Regions from separate parts of the Homo sapiens genome. Here regions 2 and 3 are each linked to region 1. Evidence: chromatin contacts called from ENCODE Hi-C or POLR2A ChIA-PET data. All regions are on one chromosome and are shown on one strand. The core of a region is the stretch at or near the end of the contact, and the rest is flanking DNA. Distances in the headings are between cores, read along the strand shown.

Region 1 (2,700 bases), core at 21-2,520:
AGACTTTTCTTTTTAAGTTATAACAGAAATACTTTGCATAGCTTTAGTCAAACACTAGTAATTGACTCCTCAGAAAACCCCCTCCCATCCCCCCAGCTGGTGTCCCATTAAACGAGTTGGATACTTGCTTTCTCTGTCTTCCTCTCAGCCAAGAATGCCCATGTGACCTAGTTTTGGCCAATGAGATATAAGGGAGTCTGCTTAGGGGCTTCTAGATGTTTCCTCCTGCCTGATGGGAGGTTAGTGCACAAGGAGAAAGATTCTGCATCCTGCTTTTGAACAGTGTGATGATATCATTTTGGAGCTGTCTGTGGTCATCTTAGCAAACCATGAGGGCAATTCCAAAGGAGTTATGAAGACAACAGTCCAAAACCCTGGCATCGATATATCCCAAACAAACACCAGTAACTAACTTAGGTGTCCCTGTTATGCAAGAGCAATATAGCCAAGATCAATCTGGTTTTCTGATGTTTGCAACCAAAAGCATCCCTACTCTCACCATTGGTCCGAATATGCCATTGGGTTATTTTTACAAATGATATCGTGGTCTCAGTGATTAGGCAGTATTGAGTGAAGGGAGGTAAAATGATTTACTCACATCAATGTGATCATTCCATTCAATTCATACTTTTGTAAGACAGTTTATAATGGAGCCCCTGAAGAGGTGTGCCTTGACACACAGATGTTGCAAGTGCGATGAATTTTTGACCCCTCAATCCTGGGGGTTAGCAAGAGAGGACTGGAGTAGCAGGAGTCTCTAGGGCTACCAGAGTCCCAGAGCAGTGAAAACTCCCTCTGGGCCTCTTTACCTGTTTACCCAAATCACTGTGCAAATCTAATCCTTTCCTCACAGTGCTGTCAAGTCAAATATGCCAGGAAGCCATACTCTGGGATTTACTTATGGCATTTATGTGCATTCTCTCTCTCTTGGTTTTCACAGAAGCATTCTGAAGTTATTATTAATCTCATCTTCCAAATGCAGAAATTGAGATTTAAATCTCAGCGCCCCAATCCGTACAGCCATTTGGTAGCAGAGTCAGAATTTGGAACTAGGGCTCCAGACTCACTCTCCTGCTGCAGAGAATAAGCATCCTTATTATTCCCAGCTCCCCATTCTCATTATACACTTTCCTCTGAGCGTACCTGACAATGGTCGACTTTCATTGCTGAGAGGGGGTGGCGGGAGGAGGAAGCGAATGGGGTGATGTGATGTAAGCCAGGAGAACGAGGGTGGCTCAGCCAACTCAAATCTCTTTGTTCATGGTTTGTGAAGATGTGACAAGACCAGAGAAGCCAGAACAGAAGATAGAGGCCACATTGTTCTGCTGGCCTGGGGCCGAATGTACTTCCTCACCATGTGTTTCTTTAGCCTCCTGAACTTTGCTCGATGGCATTGTACTGGCCACTGTGCCAGCTGCTCAGGGTGGGAAAAAGAAGGAAGAGTTTGCGTGGGAGCAATCTGGGCTATGTCCCAGCATATGTGGCATTTCTGCTTGTTTCTTTAACTTCCAGAGCTGTTTGTCTGAGACTTTCAGCCCTGGGGCTACTACTGGTCAGAATGTTTTATTTCCACTTGTGAACCAGGATGGTGGGGATCTGGAAGAGAACTAGAGGCATCTGGGGACCAGAGGGTTAGTCCAGCCTTCTCCAGGATGAATCCATTTCCCCAAATCACAAAACCAGTTAGTGACAGAGGCAAGAAAGGGACGAAATTCTCCCCCAAGTTAGTAGAGCTGGCTCAGGGAGAGTCCAGTTTGGAAGCCGCTTCCTGGATGTGTGACCCTGGCCAAGAAACTTCTCTCCAAGCTGGAGGTTCTCCATCTGTAAAGTAGGGATTATAAAAGTGCCTTTTCTGTAGGAATGAAAGAAGTAGTTGAGGTTATTCATGTAAATAGCAAACTCTACTGCCTGAGCACACAGGATGTGCTGAAATGTTTGGTTTCTATTATTACTGATTCCTAGACAGCTTCTCTCTGTTCAGTTTTGCAGCTCTTTAGTGTGCTAATAGCTAACTGTGAGGATCACAACAGAAAGTGTTCCATTCATCAAAACACACTTAGAGCTGGGCTAAGTAACTCATATCTGTAATCCCAGCGCTTTGGGAGGCTGGGACTATAGGTGTGAGCTACTCAGCCCAGGTCTAAGGAGTTCAAGACAGTCTGTACTAAAAATACAAAAATTAGCCTGGCATGGTGGTGTGCGCCTGCAATCCCAGCTACTCAGGAAGCTGAGGCAGGAGAACCACTTGAACCCAGGAGGTGGAGGTTGCAGTGAGCCGAGATCGTGCCACCGCACTCCAGCCTGGGTGACAGAGTGAGACTCTGTCTCAAAAAAAAAAAAAAAAAAAAAGAAAAAGAAGTAGAAAAAGAAAAAGACCAGCCTGGGCAACATAGACTCTATCTCTGTAAAAAATTGCCAGGCATGTGTGTGTGTGTGTGTCTGTGGTTCCAGCTACTCATGAGGCTGAGGCAGGAGGATCACTTGAGCCCAGATGCCTGAGGCTGCAGGGAGCTGTGACCATACCTCTGCACTCCAGCCTGGGTCACAGAGTGAGATCCTGTCTTAAAACAAACAAAAAACCAAAATCAAAACCAAAAAAACCCCCTCACTTTACTGTATGTAAGTTATAACTTAATAAAATTGAATTTGGTTTTATGTTGAAGTATTTATTCTATCACAAACCATCAAGCCTCATTAAAA
Region 2 (2,700 bases), core at 81-2,580, 1.1 Mb after region 1:
ACGTTCAGACCACCACACTCTTAAAAGGCTGCCCCTAAACAGCAGGCAAGAGCAAGAGGAGCCTGAGCTATCGCTTCCACCCAAGTGCAGGTCACCAGATCTCTCATCAGCAGGGCTGCGGCCGGCCTCAGCTTCCAACCTGACCCCCTATCCCCTGCCCTTACACACCCCAGTCCATTCTCCAACCACAGCCAAACTGCACACCATGCCGGGTGCAGTGGCTCACCCCTGTAATCCCTACACTTTGGGAGGCCGAGGCAGGCGGATCACCTGAGGTCAGGAGTTCGAGACCAGCCTGGCCAACATGGTGAAACCCCGTCTCTACTAAAAATACAAAAATTAGCTGGGTGTGGTGGCACACGCCTGTAATCCCCGTTACTCGGGAGGCTGAGGCAGGAGAATCGCTTGAACCCGGGAGGCAGAGCCGAGACCACACCACTGCACTTCAGCCTGGGCGACAGAGCGAGATCAGTCTCAAAAAAACAAAAGTGCACAACGGGTAAGGTCAGTTTTCTTGCTAAAACGTCCCCGAGGTTTCCCCTACTCAGTTGGAACCAAAACCAAACTCCTTATTTTGGCCTATAAAAACCCGCCTCACCTGGCAGAAGCCCACCTCTCCTGCCACAAACAAGGCCTTCTCCCCTCCGCTTTGCTCTCTCTAATCCACCTGTAGCGCCCCTCCAGGACCTCCAGCAGCTAGAATGTCATGTCCTTGAAGAGGCTTTGCCAAATCAAAAGTTGCCACTCCACCCGGTTGTATTTGAGACTTTACAGCGCTTCTTACTTTAGAAGTTCTCTTCATTTTACTTGTATATTGGACGTGTCCCTCCCTCCGCATCCCCCTCCTGGAAGGTAAGCTTCCTGGAGAACAGGGGCTCCTCCTGGTCCCCCGCGACATCCCCAGCGCCCAGCACCGAGCCCGGCACAGACTAAGCACTCGGCTAAGGCGGATCGAATGAATGAATGGAGCCGCGGCGCCGCGGCGCCGCGTTGCCGCAGGAATCCCGGGCAAGCGATCCTGGCGCGTCCGCACCGTCTGGGGCAGCGGGGCCACAGGGACGCACGGTTCGGGTGGCCAGGCGGGACTCGGCCCGCACCCCCACCCGGCCGCGCGCCCGGCCCGGACGCCCCAGGTGCCTCCCCGGAGCGCGAGCGCCCCCACCGCCTACCCGGGCCGGCGGTTCCCCCGCACTCACCATCGTGGCTGGGCCGCCGCCTCCCCCGCCTTGCGAGCAAGGAGCGCTGGAGAAGCGAGGGCGAGAGGCGAGCGCTGGAGCCGGTGCGGCTGACAGGTGAGGCGCCCGGCTTAGACCATGGCTGCTTCCCACAATGCCCTGGCACTGAAAGTGTGCAGACTCCTCCCAGCGCGGCTGCCTCCTCCCTGCACGCTCCTCCCCGCTGCCTCCTCCCCGCGCCCTCCTCCCCGCTCCCCCCGCTCCTCGCCCTCCTGCTCTCCTTCTTTCTTCCTTTCCCCTTTCTCCTCCCTTCTCCTCCTCCTCCTCCTCTTCCCTCCTTTCTGCCTCTCCTCTGTACCCCCTCCCCGCCCCCGCCTCGGCTGCAGCTGTTCCCGCCCCGAGCCGGCCGCACCTGGAGCGAATGCACCTGCGCGCGCGGGCGTCTGTACCCCGACAGCCCGCAGCTCGGCGCGGGTGGTCAGGCGAGAGCGCGTGGCCCGCTAGGAACTCCCTGCGCGGGGAACTCCCTGCGCGGAGAACACCGGGGACTTTTCGCGATTCTGCCGCGCGAGTGTGTCCTGTATTCCTTCCGCAAACGTTTATCAAACCTGGCAAAGATACTTCCGATACACTCGCAGAAAGTGCCGGGGGCTGCCTTATCCTAAGCCTCCTAGGGAGGGAGCAGTTGGAAGAGAAAGAACTAGAAGCGTTTTCTTATCCCCTTCTGCCCCCATTTCACTTTTTAAAAAGTAAGCTCTGCAGTCTAAGGGCAAAGATCATTTTAAGCAGGCCCCCATTTATTTATTTATTTATTTATTTATTTATTTATTTATTTATTTATTTAGAGACGGAGTGTCGCTCTGTCGCCCCGTCTGGAGTGCAGTGGGGCGATCTCGGCTCCCTGCAACCTCCGCCTCCTGCGTTCAGGGTGATCCACCCGCCTCGGCCTCCCAAAGTGCTGGGATTACAGGCATGAGCCACTGCGCCCGGCAGCACGACCCCCTTTTAAGAAGTCTCTCCTAAGAAGTTGTGGTGTAGAAAGTTCGTTCTCCAATCTCTCCTCCCCTTGACTTTTCTTAAATCTAGGGCGTTGAGAGTCTCTAAACCCCCAAGCTGTAAACAGAGTTTTTTCTTTTTTCTTTTAATTATATTTACCAGATAGACTAGATGTAAGCAGAGTTTTTAATGCATATTCATGTTTTTGAGAAAGGGAGTCCACTGGTTTTATCAAATAGCTAAAGAGATCCTAGACCCTGCAAAAGTTAAGAATCATTTCCTGGGCCAGGCGTGATGGTTCATGCCTGTAATCCCAACACTTTGGGAGGCCCAGGTGGGCGGATCGCTTGAGACCAGAAGTTCGAGACAAGCCTGGCCAACATGGTGAAACGCCGTCTCTACTAAAAATACAAAATTTAGCTGGGCGTGGTGGCACACGCCTGTAGTCCCAGCTACTAGGGAGGCTGAGGCAGGAGAGAATCGCTTGAACCCGGGAGACAAAGGTTGCAGTGAGCTGAGATCATCCAGC
Region 3 (2,700 bases), core at 118-2,617, 1.2 Mb after region 1:
ATAGCTATCATTGCCATCTGTTTTTATCGAATAAATAGCAATTTCCTTCCAACGAGTCTCTGGAATTCTGCCCTGTTCATTCTTGCTGCAAAAAGAAGTCTTTCTCCTTTGGTAACAGGGAGAGAAAATGTTAGATTGTTATTGAATTTATTCTCTAAATTAAAAGGCAGAGAAACCAGCCTCATTTTGTAGAGGAGAATTAGATTGGCTGAGAAAAACAGAAATTTCCATCCCCTCCCACAGGACAGCTTCAAGGGTCTGTGACCAAGAATTAGACTGCTGATGTCACCACAGGCAGATTTTATCCAGGGAAGAAGCCACTGGGTGGCCCCAGCATTTGCACCCCCTTTAAACAAATATCACCCTTCCAGAAGCCAGATTGGCTGAAAACCTGCAGATTTTTTTTTTTTTTTTTTACTCCAAACCATTCTTGCTGTAATCTTTTCACTGTTAGCATAAAAATAATTTTTTGTGATCCTTGTGCCATCAAGAAGCCTAGAAACCACTCTAATCACTGAAGAGCAGGAATAATCTAGACAGGCTGGAGTCCATGGAGGATCTAGGCAACACTTTCTTACATTACAAAGTCTGGCCAGGCACAGTGGCTCAGACCTGTAATCCCAGTACTCTGGGAGGCTGAGGTGGGAGGATCACTTGAGCCTAGGGGCTTGAGACCAGCCTGGCAACATACCAATACCCTGTCTCTACAAAAAATAAAAATAAATTAGCTGGGCATGGTGGCACACGTCTGTTATCCCAGCTACTTGGCAGACTGAGGCTGGAGGATCACTTGAGCCCACGAGTTCAAGACCAGCCTGGGCAACATAGTGAGACCCCCCCCCATCTCTACAAAAAAAAATCAAAAATTAGCAAGGAGTGGTGGTACATGTCTGTGGTCTCAAACTCAGGAGGCTGAGGTGGAAGGATCGTTTGAGCCCAGGAGGTGGAGGCTACAGTGAGCTCTGATTGTGCCACTGCACACCAGCCTGGGAGACAGAGTGAGACCCTGCCTCAAAAAAAAAAAAAAAAAAAAGTCTCGAACCCTATCCATGGCCTAGAAGTCTTAAAACACAAATTAAAGGAATCACAAAGAAGCACAGTTTCTAATAAGGAATAGCAGCCTTTTTCTTTTCTTTTTTTTTTTTTTTTTTTTTTTGAGAAAGAGAATCTCACTCTGTCACCCAGGCTGGAGTAAAGTGGCACAATCTCAGCTCACTGCAACCTCCGCTTCCCAAGTTCAAGCAATTCTCCTGCCTTAGCCTACCGAGTAGCTGGGACTACAGGCGCACAACACCTCACCCAGCTAATTTTTGTATTTTTAGTAGAGATGGGGTGTCTCACCACATTGGCCAGGCTGGTGTCAAACTCCTGACCTTAAGTGATTCACCCACCTCGGCCCCGCAAAGTGCTGGGATTACAGGCGTGAGCCACCACACCCAGACAGTGGCCTATTTTTAGATTACGTTCCATGCTTCTTTTTCCCTAACAGATTTGTTGACTGATTCAATCAAACTAACACTTGAGACATTACTATAAGCTTTACACTGTTTTTCATGTTAGAAAAATTTTATTTTATTTTTTTAATTTTTGAGACAGAGTCTCACTCTTGTCACCCAAGCTGGAGTGCAATGGTACTATCTCAGCCCAGTGCAACCTCCACCTCCCGGGTTCAAGTGATTCTCCTGCCTCGACCTCCCCAGTAGCTGGGATTACAGGCATCTGCCACCATGCCTGGCTAATCTTTGTATTTTTAGTAGAGATGGGGTTTCACCATGTTGGCCAGGCTGGTCTCCAACTCCTGACCTCAGGTGATCCACCTGCCTCGGCCTCCCAAAGTGCTGGGGTTACAGGCATGAGCCATTGCGCCCAGCCAGAAAAAGTTTAATTAGTAAAGACAAATATGTAAATGAGTAACAGTAACAATATAATGTGGTAAGAGCTATGAGGACAGAAAAAGGGTAGATTAATGTTAGGGAGTGGGAATGGTGGTATAGTGGGTTGGGGGATTTGGCAAACATCGCACAAGAAGTCCTAATGGATGAGAAGGAGTTAATCAAGCAAATGAAACTGAGAAGAGGGTTTCGGCGAGGGAACAGCACAGCAGGACGAAGCCTCTATGGGACACTGCAGGTATCCCAGGAATTCCATACTAGGCTGTATTTTCTATAAACCATAACCTAGAAACCAAAAATGCCCCCATCAATACTGGTTGCACTATAAGCACCCTCATCTCCCCATTAACCTTTGCAACTGGACTCTACTGACGCTAAGTGTCTAAATCAAGTATAAAGACGAGGAGAAAGAGAAAAAAAATCCACACAGGCGACTTTTTACTTAAAATTTCTTTGACGGTGATCTGCTGTAGATTCACCTTGACCTTGAAGGGAAGTGTTTTGAGCAAAGTAGTATGTGGTTGACAAAGAAAAATGAATAAAGAGATTATTTCACCATGAAGTATGACAAAAATACATCATGAAATCAGTATATATGTGCTAATAATGTCTTAACAACTCTCAGAAAGATTTGCTGAGCATACTTTGTAGAGAGGGAAGATGAATACCTAAATTCTAGAAACAAGTATCATTCATTATATTACCATCTGCTTCTTAGGAAAGAACTAGCAGATTATTAAAGCTAAACACAGCAGAGGAAATGTCTACTGTGCAGAAATGGTTAAGTCTGTATCATTCAACCAGTAGC

The links. Hi-C counts contacts between places; a loop is a spot of excess contacts on that map. ChIA-PET counts read pairs that join two places held with the same protein, here RNA polymerase II (POLR2A). Pooled maps may share reads with other maps.
Region 2: a pooled map shows a loop between it and region 1 (4-fold over the local background). The contact joins the promoter of AP1S3 here to the enhancer-like site in region 1. A Hi-C loop is called at or near these places in 1 of 50 pooled maps. POLR2A ChIA-PET finds 5 or more read pairs at or near these places in 2 of 52 experiments (GM10248 and WTC11).
Region 3: a map with no recorded cell type shows a loop between it and region 1 (2.8-fold over the local background). The contact joins two enhancer-like sites. A Hi-C loop is called at or near these places in 3 of 37 single-sample maps with no recorded cell type and 2 of 50 pooled maps. POLR2A ChIA-PET finds 5 or more read pairs at or near these places in 2 of 52 experiments (activated CD4-positive, alpha-beta T cell and activated T-cell).

The regions. Positions count from the first base shown.
Region 1 is chr2:222,732,826-222,735,525 of GRCh38, forward strand. No RefSeq gene overlaps it. Among named protein-coding and RNA genes, the nearest start is that of MOGAT1, 63 kb to the left of the region's middle. RefSeq lists a silencer at 1,265-1,559. Within about 2 kb of position 1,271, at least 7 of the 41 ENCODE cell types and tissues checked have a DNase peak (open chromatin) inside an H3K27ac peak, as active enhancers do.
Region 2 is chr2:223,836,252-223,838,951 of GRCh38, forward strand. AP1S3 (adaptor related protein complex 1 subunit sigma 3) reads right to left here and starts at 1,331. Exons shown (of 5, transcript NM_001039569.2): 1 at 1,197-1,331. The coding sequence starts at 1,199. RefSeq lists enhancers at 738-827, 1,698-1,877 and silencers at 938-1,367, 1,398-1,527.
Region 3 is chr2:223,932,949-223,935,648 of GRCh38, forward strand. The region is part of intron 1 of WDFY1 (WD repeat and FYVE domain containing 1); the gene reads right to left. Among named protein-coding and RNA genes, the nearest start is that of WDFY1, 11 kb to the right of the region's middle. Within about 2 kb of position 1,368, at least 3 of the 41 ENCODE cell types and tissues checked have a DNase peak (open chromatin) inside an H3K27ac peak, as active enhancers do.